2 separate regions of the Homo sapiens genome follow, and region 2 is linked to region 1. The links are chromatin loops, found by intact Hi-C in ENCODE. Cell type or tissue: A673. All regions are shown on one strand. Each heading gives the region's core, and the rest is flanking DNA. Links, peaks and the distances in the headings are about the cores only.

Region 1 (8,672 bases), core at 362-8,361:
TTAAACATATAAAAATAGGCTGGGCATGGTGGTTTACACCTATAATCCCAGCATTTTGGGAAGCTGAGGTGGGCGAATCACTTGAGGCTAGGAGTTTGAGACCAGCTTGGCCAACATGGCGAAACCCCATCTCTACTAAAAATACAAAAAGTAATTGGGCATGGTGGTACACACCTGTAATCCCAGCTACTTGGGAGGCTGAGGCACGAGAATTGCTTGAACCTGGGAGGTGGAGGTTGCAATGAGCCGGGATCACACCACTGCACTCCAGCCTGGGCGACAGAGCGAGACGTTGTCTCAAAAAAAAAAAAAAAAAAAAAAAAAAAAACCCATAAACAATTAAGTTGATTTATAATAGGAAAAAAACTAAAATATACTTCCGAAGGGCCATTAAAAACCTAAAAGGGCTATGAAAGTGTGTTCATCTCACCCAGTTTTTGCAGTTACACGTGTGTTATGGTCTTGTGCTAATGACCGTGTGTTTATTTTTCTAACAGATGTGTGCATTGCAATGTTGTGTACTCTGATGTGGCTGCTCTGAAGTCTCACATTCAAGGTTCTCACTGTGAAGTCTTCTACAAGTGTCCTATTTGTCCAATGGCGTTTAAGTCTGCCCCAAGCACACATTCCCACGCCTACACACAGCATCCTGGCATCAAGATAGGAGAACCAAAGTAAGTCATACCGACTTTCAAGTTTTACTCCACTGCTTTATTAGCAATTTAGAAGCAAGGTAGTAGTCGTTCTATTGAATAACATTTACCAAGATCTGAAAAATTATGCAGCTATGCCAATTTTGATGCTTTATGAAATACAGCTCATAGCTCATCCAAATCTTTCTGTTCTTTCCAGGTAAAGACCTTGTCCAAAAACGTTACCTATTATTTATGCTCTTGTCACGAATTTTTGCTCAACAAGTAAATATTTATATTTTTTTCTTAAGATGAATTTTTTTTTTTTTTTGAGACAAGAGTCTCGCTCTGTCGCCCAGGCTAGAGTGCAGTGGTGCGATCTTGGCTCACTGCAACCTCCGTCTCCTGGGTTCAAGCGATTCTCCTGCTTCAGCCTCCTGAGTAGCTGGGACTACAGGTGCATGCCACCACTCCTGGCTAATTTTTTGTATTGTTAATAGAGATGGGGTTTCAAGGTGTTAGCCAGGATGGTGTCGATCTCCTGACCTCGTGATCCACCTGCCTTGGCCTCCCAAAGTGCTAGGATTACAGGCGTGAGCCACGGCACCCAGCCTCTTAAGATGATTTTTGACAACTCCTAGGAAAACTATTTTTTAGAAACCCTGTCATCTTTAAATTTTTCCATAGTTCCTTTTTTATAGGGTACACTTTTGCTTAAAAAGTAATATTTTTAAGATGAAGGCAACTTAAGACACTGGTTACTGAATTTAACTTCATAGCCAGTATAAGTCCCTGATTAGTAAATTTTTTTTTGCCTTAATCTTGCTCTTAATTTGATTGATTTTTGCTTTGTGGAGTCTTTAATAATGAAGCGGTTCTTTAGCAAAAAGGGGCTGCCTGCCTGCAGTAGGGGCAGCTTAACAAAGAGGAGGGAGTGTGGGCACTGGAGCCGGTCGGAATCCTGCCACCCACCGGCTGGGTGACCTGGGACCTGCACTGTCTCAGCGGCCATCTTCTCCCCCATGAAGTGAGGGTCCTGCTTAAGTGAGGATGAGATGAGATGATGTATTTAAAATGTGTAGCACAACAGTGCCTGTGTCTGGAGCATGGAGGGCTCTGTCAGCATTAGTTCCTTCCTGTGTGTCTTCGCTCCCTCCTTGTGCACACAGCACTGGATTAATGCTCCTGGTTGTGCTCCTTTTATTCCTGGATTAGTTATCGCAACATAGAGTTTGATCATTACAAGAAGCTAGATTTGCTGTCCAAATCTGTTGCTGTGTTTTTGCCCATAACTCCATAATTAAGGAAGTATTAGGGGGAAGATACACAGCTATGCCATATTTTACACACACACACACACACACACACACACACACACACTCTTTCTCTCTCTCTCTCTCTCTCTCTCTCTCCTGGCTTTTGTTGAAACATTTAGTTTTGGGGAAATGTGATTGAATACTACAGAAGTGACTGTTTTATCAAAAAAAAAAACATGTTGAAGTTAAATTTTATTTTAGTAGGACCTTCATTCTGATCTTTGTAGGTTGATCCCAAAATGAAACACATTACAAATTAAGGAATCCATACATGTCTTGATGTCTTGACTCTGAAGATGGGGATTAGTGAATTTTAGTGTCTTCAGTTTTCAGGACTGTTAGACTTGTGGGTACTAATGTAGCCTTTCCCCCTGGGATGAATACAGTTTTTATTTGGTTCTTTATTAAAATAAATAAAATTTGATTGTCAGAAATGTGTGTGACATCTGGAACAGTAGTTGTTACCTCAGAATGTAAGGAAGCAAATGATTAAAATAGGCTAAAACAGTTTTCTTCAAATTTGGGTATTGTATAGAAAACAATTATTCCAGTGGTTTCTTTTCTCTCTCTCTCTTTTTTTTTTTTTTTTTTTTATGAGACAGAGTCTCATTCTGATCCAAACTGGAGTGTGATCACACCTCACTGCAGCCTTGACCTCCTGGGCTCAGGTGATCCTCCTGCCTCAGCCTTTCTAGTAGCTGGGACCACAGGTGCACACGCATACCACCACGCCTGGCTGATTTTTAAGTTTTCTGTAAAGATGGGATTTTGCCGTGTTGCCAAGGCTTGTCTTGAATTCTTGGGCTCAAGCAGTCCTCTCAAAGTGCTGGGATTGCAGGTGCGAGCCACTGCACCCAGCCCCAGTATTTTCTTTTCTTTTCTTTTTTCTTCTTTTTTTCTTTTCTCTTTTCTTTGTTTCTTTTCTTTTTTCTTTTCTCTCTTCCCCTCACCTCCCTTCCTCTTTCTTTCTTTTCTTTCTTTCCATCTTTCTTCCTTCCTTTTCCTTCCTTCCTTCCTTCCCTCCTTCCTTCCTTTTCTCTTTTCTTCTTTCCTTTCCTCCCTCCCTCTCTCCCTCCCTCCCTCCTTCCCTCCTTCCCTTCCTTCCTTCCTTCTTTCTTTTCTTTTCTTTTTTTCTACCCCCGCCCCCCCCTCAGTCTCGCTGTGTCGCCCAGGCTGGAGTGCAGTGGCACGATCTCAGCTCACTGCAAGCTCCACCTCCCGAGTTCAAGCCATTCTCCTGCCTCAGCCTCCTGAGTAGCTGGGACTACAGGCGCCCACCACCACGCCTGGCTAATTTTTTGTATTTTTAGTAGAGATGGGGTTTCACCGTGTTAGCCAGGATGGTCTCGAACTCCTGACCTCGTGATCCGCCCACCTTGGCCTCCCAAAGTGCTGGGATTACAGGCGTGAGCCACCGCGCCTGGCCCCTCCCTCCCTCCCTCCCTCCCTCCCTCCCTTCCTTCCTTCCTTCCTTCCTTCCTTCCTTCCTTCCTTCCTTCCTTCCTTCCTTCCTAAGTGCAAGCCTAAAAATAGGTACTGTATTTTAAATTATAAAAATGAAACAAATTTGTAGAAGAAGTGGTTAACAAAACTCCAAAGCCAGTGAAAGATAAGTTAATCGCATGGATTCAGTGTGAGGGCTGGTCTGGCTGCCTGGAGCCCTCACCCGCAGCCTGACTGTGGCAATGACGGCTGCTGCACCAGCTCTGTTGGGCCCAGTAGGCCTGTACTGCAGTGTTCCCGGAGATAACCCTCCCTCACCCCCTTTTCCAATTAAAACTAAGGTAAAAGCTTTCATCCTGTGGCTGTTTGGCCTACATTTGACCCAAAGGTTTCTTTTGGCATTAAATCCATCTCTATTCTGTTTACATAAGTCCAAAATGACTAAATAGTCCCAGCTCAGGCAGTGAAATTCCCCAGCAGTATTTGTTTAACAGGTGGTTATACAAATAACATAAATGTATGCAAATGATTTGCATTACTTTTTTAAATGATCAGTGTTAAAATAACCTCTCACCCGTTTTTCTTAGAGAACATATGGATGTATGAAAAAATACCCAGCATCCCAGTTCAAAAAGCATGGCACACGATTGTTGTTTAATTTACTGCATTTACTCTGTGCTGGGTACTGTTGTAAGCACTTTGTTTCTTGTTTTCCAGTGTGTGGGCAGGCATAGTACCCTGCTGTTTAAAAGGAAACTCTGAGTACCCCTTAATCTTTTCTGGATAATTTGAGATCATTTTGACTGTCCATTACTATATCTTTTTTTTTTTTTTTTTTTGAGATGGAGTCTCGCTCTGTCACCCAGGCTGGAGTGCAGTGGCGCGATCTCTGCTCACTGCAACCTCCGCCTCCCGGGTTCTCGCCATTCTTCTGCCTCAGCCTCCTGAGTACCTGGGACTACAGGCGCCCACCATCACGCCTGGCTAATTTTTTTGTATTTTTAGTAGAGCCGGGGTTTCACCATGTTAGCCAGGATGGTTTTGATTTCCTGACCTCGTGATCCACCCACCTCGGCTTCCCAAAGTGCTGGGATTACAGGCATAAGCCACCGCGCCCAGCCTTTTTTTTTTTTTCCTTTTTTTGAGATGGAGTCTCGCTCTGTTGCCAGGCTGTAGTGCAGTGGCGCAATCTTGGCTCACTGCAACCTCCAACTCCCTGGTTCAAGCGATTCTCCTGCCTCAGCCTCCTGAGTAGCTGGAATTACAGGCACGCGCCACCATGTCCAGCTAATTTTTGTATTTTTAGTAGAGATGAGGTTTCTCCATGTTGGCCAGGAGGGTCTCGATCTCTTTACCTTGTGATCCGCCTGCCTCAGCCTCCCAGATTGCTGGGATTATAGGTGTGAGCCACCATGCCTGGCCTATATCTTATGGTAATGAAGTTTTGTGTCTGCTTCTATTTTTTCCTTGACTGCTGATTAACAGCAGTTTCTTTTGCTGTGCCTTCCTTTTATTTGCAATTTCTAAATGTATGTAAGTGGAGAAATGAGAACTTCAAAATAAGAATTGTATAAGAGACAAGAGTTTTTGAACATGTTCCTGAGAAGTAAAACACGCAAAATTAGAATAGCAGCATGAGAGAGGAGTATGGAGTCAGAGGAAGCTGAATTTGAACTTTAGCCCTAGAATCTGTTTAACACCAAGCAGATTATCTAGTCTGCTAAGTCCTGGTGTCCCATCTGTGAAATGGCAGCAGTGTCATCTACCTCACTGTGGCTGTGGGGATTAGGTGTATGACGCGGAGGGTGGTGCTTTGCCCCTAGTTGGATTCAGTTGATGGTAATGTAGGAGGTTTATGGCAGCAATTTCAAAGCTTGGAGTCTTTTATTTATTTGTTGTGACACCTGTTTGAAGTATTCTGGAGAGTTTGTTGCTGTAAATTTGACCTGAGTATGGGTATTTGGTTTTAGCTTTTTATTCTTTTCTCTTTCTCCTTCCTTTCCCGCTCCCCCTCTCCTCCTCTCTCTCTTCCTTCTTCTCCTTCCCGTACTGGCTTTGTTGTGGTGTAGTCACCCTGCTACTCATCCGATCTTGCATTTAGGATTAGGTCCAGACTTCCAGGTTTGGCTTTCAAAGCCCTGCACAACTCTAAAGCACCCTCTCTGGCCACTCCCACACCCCTGGGAGTCCAGCTACACTGGGGTTCTCACTGTTTCCTAGCACACGGTGCCCAGTAGACCCCTGCCTTTGTGCAGAGTGGTCTCTCCATCTTGAATGCTGCCCCTCCTCTCTGCCTGGTAGCCGGTCTCCCTGGGGATTTTCCATTTTCATTGGAGAGTTTGCTCCATCCTCAGATTCTGCTCCTAAAAGACATGTCTGTGAGGTTTGTCGTATTTGGACTTTAAAAAAAAAATCAGCTGCAGTTTGTAATGGATTTTATCCTACAAAAAAGCTGGAAGAACATGGAGAGAACGCATGCATCTTTGCATCTTTTTCCCCCAGATTCCTCGGTTGTTAGCGTTGCAGTCATTGGTCTGTCTCCCTCCCTGCTTTGTATTTAGGAGGAAAGGGGGACCATGATGTAAATGCTTTGGTGTGTTCTGCTCTCTTCCACAAAAGGAACTTGTGTAAGTAACCTCCGTGCAGCCCCCCAGTCAGGAAGTCATTGTTGATTACAATACCATCCAATTCATTGACTTCATCCAGATTCCTCCCAGTTGTTATGCGTGTCTTTCTCCTCTCTGGTCCGAGATCTTATCTGGGTGTACATTTTGGATTTACTTGTGCTGCCTTATCAGTGTCCTTCCGTCTGAAGCAGTTGCTCAGTGTCCCCTGTTCTCATGTCTTTGGCCGTCCAAAAGGGGACCCAGGCCTCTCCTGTGGCTGACCCTCACTTGGTCTGTCACTGCACTGTCATTGCTGGACTCAGGCATGTGCTCTTGGTGGCAATGCCTGGGCCGTGATGCCATGCTTTTCTCAAAGGATCACTCTGGGGGCAAGGGCGACATCCACCTGTCTTACAAGGTAGTGGTGATGCCACCCTTCATCATCGAGGCGAGGCAGTTTCTCCATTATAAAGTCACCATTTTCCCTTTTATATCTGTTAGTATTTTGTGGGGAGGGATTCTAATATTACACCAACAACCTGCTCAGCCTCCTCAGAATGATAGCTACGTAAATAGATGGTCTCCTGTTTTACACTTCCTGTTGTTAAGACAGCACGTCCAAACAACAGAATCCCTCCCCAAAGGAATGTAGCATGAACAAAATGAGCTGTGGCATAGCTGTGAAATAGTGATTTCTCAAAATGTGAAAATTGAGTTCTCAGCAATTTCTTAGCCTAGCTAGTAAATCTCAGTTCTTTTCTTGAGGCTATCCTTATTTATTTATTTATTTTTTTTTTTTTTTGAGACGGAGTCTCCCTCTGTCACCAGGCTAGAGTGCAGCAGCGTGGTCTCAGCTCACTGTAACCTCTGCCTCCTGGGTTCAAGCGATTCCCCTGCCTCAGCCTGCCAAGTAGCTGGGACTACAGGTGCACGCCACCATGCCCTGCTAATTCTTTTTTGTATTTTAGTAGAGACGGGGTTTGACCATGTTGGCCAGGTTGGTCTCAATCTCCTGACCTTGTGATCCGCCTGCCTCGGCCTCCCAAAATTCTGGGATTACAGATGTGAGCCACTGCGCCCGGCCAAGTCTATCCTTTTTAAAACAATTGTCCTATGCCAATTACAGAAAAAACAGGAAGTAGAGACAAACAAAGCAATAAAAATACATATACTATCATCCAGCAGAGATGCTGACAATCCTATGCCTTCTCTTTCTTTTCTATGCCCTTTAAAAAATGTGATCATACCATACATTCTATCTTGTTATCTTCTGTTTTAATTTGCATGAAAATCTTTCCATGCCATTGGTATAGGTCTGTGACATCATTTTAAAAAATCTTCATATAGTTTTTTTTTTTTTTTTTTTGAGACACAGTCTTGCTCTGTTGCCCAGGCTGGCGTACAGTGGCGTGATCTCAGCTCACTGCAACCTCTGCCTCCTGGGCCCAAGCGATTCTTGTGCCTCAGCCACCTGTAGCTCCCACACCCAGCTAATTTTTTGTATTTTTAGTAGAGATAGGGTTTCGCCCTGTTGCCCAAGCTAGTCTCAAACCCCTGAGCTCAGGCAATCCACCTGCCTCAGCTTCCCAAAGTGCTGGGATTACAGGCATGAGCCACCATGCTGGCCTAGTTTTCTATTTAACCACTTATTTATACTCTTGGACATTTGGGCCGTTCACAACACTAAGCAGTTTCAAACAGGGAGGAAGTGAACATCTTTGTCACACCTGCTACGGTTAATGATGACAAATGATTAGTATACAACATTGTGCTGCATTGTACGGCCCCGAAAACCTTGTCTGCTTCTCAACACCCCCTCCCCCAAGGGTACTTGTGCTCTGCAGTAAAGTAACTAACATCTCAAGACCTTGTAAAAACAGGCCAATCCAGTTAAACTTATAAATCTTACGGGGAAAAAGAGAAAAAAGTTACATCTGTAACTTTGGACAGAGAATTGCACAGTGAGGTTTGAAGCTACATGGGAAGTCCTCTCTCAGGGCCCTGAGAGAGGGAAGGCAGGTGGTTTTAGGAGGCATTCCGTTCTTCAACTTTGCCGTAGGAATGCCAGGTAAAACCTCAACTTCTCTCTTTTCATTTCTGACCCTCACATCCAGTCAGCTTTTCTCTGACCTTTTCCTAAGCGGCTCCTTAGAATTCTTTGTGCCCATTCTCACAGTTCTCCAGAGGAAATACAGATGCCCATAGGCCCTCTCCTATGTGCCAGGGTGACCCAGAGCAGTGACTAAAAAATGGTGACCTGCTGCCATCAGAGCTGTTCTCAAATGACCGAACACACATCCATTGGAGGCAGAGGCCGGCAGCAGGGTAGACGCAGCCCTTTACCCTCTCAAGACATCTCGTGCCCTCGTTTCAGTAGAGAGTGTGGATGGGCAGGAGGGATTATGTTCAGAAGGTTCAGGTCTGCTGAATTCATTTGAGGAGGCTGCTTGTTAGTAACATATTAGTCATGGAAATAGTTTGTAGGAGACAAGTGAATATTTTAAGTCATTTAAAGCGTAAGAAACATTCAAGCATTGTTGAAATAACAGTGGTATCGATTTTATTTTCTGTTTCTTGATTTTACTGTATATTTGTTTACTGGTGTAGGGCTTCCTGTGTTAAGAACAGGTATAGAAATATTGACATTCAAATGTAAAATTGCTACTGACTCTAAA
Region 2 (8,672 bases), core at 164-8,163, 56 kb after region 1:
GTGTGCCATAGCACAAATGCAGCTCACTGCACCCTCGACCTCCTGGCCTCAGGCAATCATCCCACCTCAGCCTCCCGAGTAGCTGGGACTACAGGTGTGTGCCCCTATGCTTGGCTAATTTTATAAATGTTTGGTAGAGACAGGGGTTTCACCATGTTGCCCAGGCTGGTTGACCTCCTGCGCTCAAGTGATCCTCCTGCTCAGCCTCCCAAAGGGCTGGGATTATAGACATGAGCCACTACACCCAGCCTCTTTCAGTACTTTTAAAATTTATTTTTATTTTTTTAGACATAGGATCTTGCTCTGATGTGCAGGCTGGAGTGCAGTTGTGTAATCATAGCTCACTGTAACCTCTAACTCCAGGACTCACGCAATCCTCCTGCCTTGGCCTCCCAAAGTGCTGGGATGGCAGGAATGAGCCACCACACTTGGCCTTCTTTTAATACTTCATATTAAATTTCATAATTCCAAGGTGTAGAGACTATAATTATCTTCATTTTCAAGATAAGATAAATGAGACTGCACAATTGCTCTAGGTCACACAGCCAGTAAGGAACAGCTTTGGCTCTTAATCACTACCCAGAAGGCCTGAGAATATTCCAGGATGATTAAAAGAGCACAGTGCCTGCCCTCCTGGAGCTTCCAGTCTATAAGAGAAAAGGAGACAGAAATAGATACCTTCAAAGTGAGGAGGTAAAGGGAGTGTGCAAAGCAATTAGGCAGCAGAGGGAACAGGCTACTCTCATAGCCTACTCTCAGGAAGCCCAGAAGGGCTTCCTGGAAGAGCCAACACCTACTTAGAAGAATAAGTAGGAATAGATGAGGATGCCCAGCAGAAGGGGAGCTGGGGGAAGGTTGCTCCAGACAGAGGGCAGGGCACGAACAAAGGAACAGAAGTCAGAGTCGGCGGGGTGTGTGCATAGAAAGGGGTGGTCTGGGATGCTAGAATAGAAGATGCTCTGAAGCCAACTGGCAGCAGGAAGCACAACTGAGTCACGGCCACCCACAAGTGCAGATGTGTTCCAGCAGTGTAAACAAGATCTACAGAAATTGCTTCCCATTTTAAATGGAGATATGGAAGTTACTATTTAAAGCAAGCCTTTCTGGAAAAAGAATATTTACACCGTGAGAAATCCAGATCGACACATTTTATGTTTTCTCAAAGTAGTTGTGTACCATTCCCATGGTCCTTCATCAGCGTCTGACTTCCCAGGATGTGTTTTCGAAACTCCCACATGTGGATGTGTGTGCATATTTGTCCTACTGCAACAACTTCCTTCCCACGGGGCAGTTCAACATTCCCACGCTGATACCACTCTGGAAGTCCAGCACACGCTTTGGCAGATGTATACCCTATGCAGACTATCACGGAGAAGCCCTTCTTTATCATTCATCCAAATGTTTTACGAGCTCATCATCCTTCTTGGACAAAAGCCAAATATTGCCACTTAACATAGTCACTATATTTTTGAAACCCAGAGACGTACTCCAGGCCATCTAGCTAGAGAAAATCCAGCATTATCCATGTTAACTGGAAATGTTAACCTGCATAACTAAAGGAAGCCAGGTGGTCAGCAGCCCCCACATCCACAGTGCTGTGTTACTCAACAATAACAAGTTGTATATAAATTGGTTTCCATGGTTTGTTCATCTCGGCCGCTTTGCAGGTGGCTGGGAGACGCAGCTTGTCTCTCCGCCTGTTAAGGAGCGAGCATGTCCCATTTACCCGCGACATATTATACACCAGTGTTTCATAAATATCAGGCTGTTTGTCAAAGACGTGAGGCTTATCCTAACAGGTTAGGAGACAATGATGAGCCTGACTCTACTATTTTGCCTGCTGTCTTTTCAATTTCCTTTTGTTTTTCCTGCAAGAAACATCTCTCTGAAGTGCGTGCAAGATACTGATGAATTCCTTTCCGATCTGAATTCAGTGAAGCCCAAAGAATACGCTCTAAGAAGTAAGTAGGTTTCCCTGGCCCATTGTGTAGGTGAACACGTGTAGGTGAACACAGGGCAGTGGAGGTTTGTGCTGGGAGCATTCTAGACAAACTCTTGAGAATTAAAGACACAGAACCAGAAAGGAAAGAGAAGATGAGCCTTAATTTGCATTTTGCCAGGAATCAAAGAGGGAGGAGAATTTTTAGCGTAGGAGGCTCTACCGTCAGTCTAGCCAGAAGAATCTCACGAAGACCAACCTCTTAAGATGAGAGGCCGGGTACGGGGGCTCACATCTGTAATCCCAGCACTTTGGGAGGCCAAGGTGGGTGGATCACTTGAGGTCAGAAGTTCGAGACCTGCCTAGAGAACATGGTAAAACCCCGTCTCTACTACAAATACAAAAATCAGCCAGGTGCGGTGGTGCACGCCTCTACTCCCAGCTACTTGGGAGGCTGAAGCAGGAGAATCACTTGAACCTGGGAGGCGGAGGTTGCAGTGAGCAGAGATCATGCCAGCCTGGGCAACAGAGCGTGACTTCTTCTCAAAAAAGAAAAAGATGAGAATAGTTTATATACTGTATGATGCTGATTATTATTAACATCATTGATGTCATCAATATGGATAACATTTCACTGTTATATGAGATATCTTGGGTTTTTTTTTTTTTTTTTGAGATGGAGTCTCACTCTGTCACCCAGGCTGGAGTGCAATGGTACGATCTTGGCTCACTGTAACTTCGACCTTCTGGGTTCAAATGATTTTCCTGCCTCAGCCTCCTGAGTAGCTGGGATTATAGGTGCCCGCCACCATGCCTGGCTAATTTTTGTATTTTTATTTTCACCATGTTGGTCAGGCTGGTCTCGAACTCCTGACCTCATGATCCGCCCACCTTGACCTCCCAAAGCGCTGGGATTACAGGCGTGAGCCACTGCCCCCGGCTGGCTTCTTTTTCTAGACATTTAGTTTGCTTTTAGTAATGAGTTGCTTCCTTATTTGGGGAAAAAGTCTTGCCCATTCTGTGCTTGATAGTAAATGCTAAGGAGTGTGTTGGTAAATGCACGGGCTCAAGCTGGAAGGAGTGAGACTGTAGCCACGCCTCTTGGCATGTGATATAGATGGACTTCGGATGGTCAGAAGTTTATTATTAGTATTTCCCAAAATCATTCCCACAACTAAAGAGACACATACTTTCCTGCCGGAAAGGGACAAAAAAATCAGATGTGTTTTCATTGGGGTAACCTCTTTTTCAGAAGAATGATTCATAGTTGATGCTGATGGAAACCACTAACAAGGAAAAATGTAAAAACTTGCTTTTTCCAAAGCCAGACAAATGAACATAGCAATTTCCATTCACATTTTGAATGCATGACTAATGTACTTTGTATTGAAAAATGCTTAGTAGCATAATATCCATCATAAAGGTAATCAAAAGCTTTCATCTGATATTTTGTAATTCAAAATAGCACATAATTTGAAGCAGTTGCCATTCTACATGGGATTAGATGTCTGGATACTTAATGAAATAGCGAGAGAATACAAATCCAATTGATTTACTAGCCATCTTCTTCAAGTCCCATTTTGAAATTGATTGTGTTTTGCTACAACACTTGGTGATGTTGACAGGGAACATTCTGACAAACTGGGGCCAAATAAGCGGGCCAAGAAAATCCAGAAGGTGCCATGGCTGGCTCAGATTCCTGGTGATGAGGTGGTGGCACATATTGTCATCATTAGTCACAGCCATGTTAATGCTATATTTGCCTTGTAAGTTGCTCTAGTCATGCACTAACCTTGTTCCATCTGTAGGAGCCTGAAAATTGAAAATCTTGTAAGTTAAAAAGATACCTCCAAGATAAATGGTTTGGGAAAGAATTGAATGATTTATCTAAGTGGATAGATGACTTAATTTATTTTAACAGATGAATACAATAATCGGTAGTTTTTTAAACTGATTTTCATTCTAATGTACCGGAAAATACTTGGCGTTGTTGCTCTGACATTTCGCCTGAGATTTTTGAGCACAGCATGTCGTTCTGACCTTAGTTCTCAGCTTGGTTTTCCTGGCAGTCATGCAGATGGAAAAAGAATAAGAGTCACTGGTGAGAGTACTTTTATACGGCAGGCATCATTCCGAGGCTTGGACGGGAGCGGTGCCATTTAGTTCTAGCAGCCACTATGCGGGGGAGGACAGTGTTAGTATCATCTCTTTTATAAAAGAGGAAATGGAGCCACAGAAATGCAAAGTATCCTGCCTGCAGTGGTAGAAATAGGATTTGAGCTCACATCGTCCGATTCCTGAGTCTGCACTTTTAATTGTTGAATAAAATAAGCAACAACAGGGCTGGGTACGGTGGCTCACGCCTGTAACCCCAGCACTTTGGGAAGCTGAGGCAAGCGGATTGCTTGAGCTCAGGAGTTTGAGACCAGCCTGGCCAACATGATGAAACCCCGTCTCTACTAAAAATTGAAAAGTTAGCCTGGTGTGGTGGCACATACCTGTAGTCCCAGCTGCTCAGGAGGCTGAGGTGGGAGGATCACTTGAGCATGGGAGGCGGAGGTTGCAGAGACCCGAGATTGCTCCACTGCACTCCAGCCTGGGTGACAGAGCAAGACTCTGTCTCACAAAAAAAAAAAAACACAAAAAATAAATAAATAAAATAAGCCACAACAAGAGAAACAAGAACAACAGAATAAAACCCAATAGCAAGAAGAGTGAAGCAGAGCTACACATATCAATATGGAAGGATCGCATGGAAATAACATCAAGAAGAAAAAAACAAGCTGTAGAAAGTTATATACATATATAAGTTTAAACAAATGCAATTTAAGATGCTATCTTGCTCTATGTGGTTCTACATACGTAGGTCAAATGTTCAGAAATGCATGAGAATGATAACCTCCAAATTCAGTCCAGGGCTAGCCTTGGTGGGGATGCAATTAGGAACACACATTTCAAATGATTGGTCAAGTTTTACTTTTTAAGCTGGGTGGTGGGAACATAGGCATTTGTTTTATTGTTTATGCCTTTTTAATGTATTAAATATCACACAATAGCTTTTTTTTTTTTTTTTTTTTTTTTTTTGAGACAGTTTCACTCGTCACCCAGGCTGGAGTGCAATGGTGCGATCTCTGCGCCTCTGCCTCCGGGATTCAAGCAATTCTCCTGTCTCAGCATCCCAAGTAGCTGGGATTACAGGCATGCGCCACCACACCTGGCTAATTTTTGCAATTTTAGTAGCGACGGGGTTTCGCCATGTTGGCCAGTCTGGTCTCGAACTCCTGACCTCAAGAGATCTGCCCGCCTCGGCCTCCTGAAGTGCTAGGATTACAGGCGTGAAACACCACTCCCAGCTTCATGATGGCATTTTTAAATGCCACCTCCAATCCCCAAACACAAAGATGGTGGCAGGCATGGGCTATACAGGAGCTTGGATAATCGGCCAGGGCCTGAGGAATAAGGTAGAGAGAGAGTCCTTGAGTCATGGCTGTTCTAGAACAGGAGAGAGACTGATATTTAGAGAGACTCAATCCAGCAGTGGGCAAGATGGATTAAAAGGGGCAGCCATGGTAGGAAACACTGTAGTAATCTAACTCCAAAAGGAGGCTCCGTTTCAATCTTTCCACCATCTTTTTCCATTTGCTTTCTAACATTCTCATGTCCACCATCCTTACAGAAACAAAATCCACGAAGTACTTTTGTGTGCTTTGGTTTTGCCACCCTCCAAGGATCTTGGGATTTTTATTTTATGTCTCTTTTCGCTGCTGAAGTCCTTAGCGAGTGTTCTGGACTCACTGTTTCTGGTTTTGTTGCTGCTGTTTTAAACTCCATAAACCTCAGAAGTCCTACATTCAACTTCTTATCACGTACAAAAACCACATCCAGGCCAGGCACAGTGGTTTATGCCTGTAATCCCAGAACTTTGGGAGGCCCAGGCAGGCAGATCACCTGAGGTCAGGAATTCAAGAGCAGCCTGGCCAACATCGTGAAGTCCCATCTTTACTAAAAATACAAAAATTATCTGGGCATGGTGGCAGGCACCTGTAATCCCGGCTACTCAGGAGGCTGAAGCAGGAGAGTTGCTTGAACCCAGGAGGCAGAGGTTGCAGTGAGCTGAGATCACTCCATTGCACTCCATCCTGGGTGACAAGAGCTAAACTCCATCTCAAAAACAAAACAACACAACAAAAACCACATCCAGAAAGATCACTGGTATCCTCTCTCCTGGTTATTGTTAAATGTTCTTTCTCCTTAATGTCTACAAAGAGTCAAACTCTGTAAAATACTTGAAGAGATTTATTCTGAGCCAAAATGAGTGACTGATGTCCTGTGACACAGCCCCAGGAGATCCTGAGAACATATGCCCAGGTGGTCAGACTTCAGGTTAGTACATTTTAGGGAGATACGAGACATCAGTCAATCCAGGTAAGATGTGTATTGGTTGGTCTGAAAAGGTGGGACAACTGGAAGGGGGTGGGGTGGCTTCTAGGTCATAGGTGGATTCAAAGCTTTTCCTATTGGCAATTGGTTGAAAGAGTTTATCTAAAGACCTGGAATCCATAGAAGGAAGTGTGTGGGTTACGTTAAGGGATTATGGAGACCTAGGTTATTATGCAGATGAAGCCTCCAGGTAACAAGCTTCAGAGACAATAGGTTGTCAATGTCTCTTATCAGACTTAAGTCTGTTCTATCAGTCTTACGTTAACACTGGCCGGTTGTGCCTGAATTCTGAAAGGGAGGAGGGCATAATGAGGGATGTCCCCCCTCCCTTCCCATTGTGGCCTGAACTAGTTTTTCAGGTTGACTTTGGAATGCCCTTGGCTGAAAGGAAGGGTGCATTCAGATGGTTGGGGGTCTTAGAATCATATTTTTGTTTACATTAACCACCATGGAATGAGCTGCCCTTCCTCTTTCTTCATACTTATCTATTTCTATTGTAATTCTGGGTCGGGTCCCCTGTCTGGGCTGTCCTTCTATGCTGATAATTGGTCTCTTTTCTCCTTCTCTTTCTCTCTCTGCCTGACCCCCTGAACCTTCCCACAGGCACTTTGTTCCTTTCCTCATTGTACTTCTCTTGTAAACGAATCCAGGTTTAGAGACAGGATACTAAGCAGTGGAAATTGTGCTAGGCTGGCAATGGTAAGGCCTGGGACCGCCTCCTGCTTAGGCCAATCACCAGCTGTGTGGCCACATCATCTTGCTTAACACTTCACCTTTAACAAGGTTCCTCACCTGTAAATGGCCAGGCTGTGTCCTCAATTCTGGAAATCTACAGCAACTTTAAGAAATTCCAACCAAACCCTCATGACACATAGTTTACCTATAACAAACCTGCACATATACCTAGAACCTAAAATTTAAAAAAGGAATTCCAACTCCTAAGCCCAGCAGTGTGCTACAGGTAGTCTGTGCTGGCTTGAGAGAGCCAATTGTTAAGTGTCAAGGTGGTTGTTAAATATATTTTTAGGGGCTAACTCATGCAAATTTACAATTAAATTTTATTAAGAACAACAGTAATAATTTTTTTGAGACAGAGTCACTCTGTCACCCAGGCTGGAGTACAGTGGGGCAATCTTGGCTCACTGCAGCCTCCCCCTCCTGGGTTCAAGCAATTCTCCTGCCTCAGCCTTCTGAGCAGCAGGGATTACAGGTGTGCGCTGCCATACCTGGCCAATGTTTATATTTTTAGTAGAGACGGGGTTTCACCAAGTTGGTCAGGCTGGTCTCAAAACTCCTGACTTCAGGTGATCTGCCCACCTTGGCCTCCCAAAGTGCTGGGATTACAGGTGTGAGCCACCATGCCCAGCCCAAAAGTAATAAATATTCAAAACTCATCACTTCCTAATTATTTTACTACATTAAAAAAAATCTATCTGTAGGTCAGGTGCAGTGGTTCATGCCTGTAATCCCAGTACTTTGGGAGGCTGAGGTGGGCGGATCACGAGGTCAAGAGATCGAGACTATCCTGGCCAACACGGTGAAACCCTGTCTCTACTAAAAATACAAAAGTTAGCCAGGCGTGGTAGCATGCTCCTGTAATCCCAGCTACTCGGGAGGCTGAGGCAGGAGAATCGCTTGAACCTGGGAGGCAGAGGTTGAAGTGAGCCAAAATCGCGCCACTGCACTCCAGCCTGGAGACAGAGAATCTGTCTCAAAAAAAAAAAAAAAGAAAAAAAAATCTATCTATATTGTTAATGCTATTTACAGCTCTCATGTCTGTATAGTGGAAGTCACTGCTATGCTACTGTGCACGGCCTTCTAAGTTCGTGTTCAGGGACGTCACCTTGAGAGCTGGGGGTCAGCCACGGGGGCTGTATCTTCATCAGGGAAGTCAGCAATTGCTACAAGTCAGGGCTTGATTTATTGTTTTATTGTCTAGACTGAGGAAATTAATGGATAAAATGTTGAGTGTAAATTAGAAGTGTGTAATGACTAACCATTACATTATGAATAGCACAAAAAGATAAGGAAGTATCTTCAGTACTCCGTTATAAAATTCAGCAAAAAATTTGCTCACATCATGGACAAATAAGTTCTGACATACATCTTCCTTGTTTCACATCTGTATTACTCATTAACTTGAAAATATCAACATTCATGTTGGGACAATACTTAGTCAGCTGAAACCATAGATTGGCTACAGATACAAGAGTTGGGCAAAAATCAATGAAAGTATTCCAAGAGAATCAATTCATTATATGTGGAATTGATACTAAGGACCTCATTATTATAC

What was found. A loop is a pair of places that touch in the nucleus more often than their neighbours do. Peaks named below come from ENCODE experiments on the same cell type or tissue, not always from the same donor. Only the 100,000 strongest peaks of a DNase experiment are listed, where the experiment ranks them.
Region 2: it touches region 1 in a loop (2.7-fold over the local background); 7 of 110 quality-filtered maps call a loop at or near these places.

The regions. Positions count from the first base shown.
Region 1 is chr18:58,938,948-58,947,619 of GRCh38, forward strand. It overlaps ZNF532 (zinc finger protein 532), which reads left to right. Exons shown (of 10, transcript NM_001375912.1): 5 at 498-674. Among named protein-coding and RNA genes, the nearest start is that of ZNF532, 78 kb to the left of the region's middle. In A673, for the core only: no CTCF peak of the experiment used is centred there; DNase peaks (open chromatin) are centred at 3,604 and 4,104; H3K27ac peaks cover 7,090 bases.
Region 2 is chr18:58,994,924-59,003,595 of GRCh38, forward strand. It overlaps the pseudogene OACYLP. Among named protein-coding and RNA genes, the nearest start is that of ZNF532, 130 kb to the left of the region's middle. In A673, for the core only: no CTCF peak of the experiment used is centred there; DNase peaks (open chromatin) are centred at 1,418, 3,168, 3,658 and 4,108; H3K4me3 peaks cover 666 bases; H3K27ac peaks cover 4,367 bases.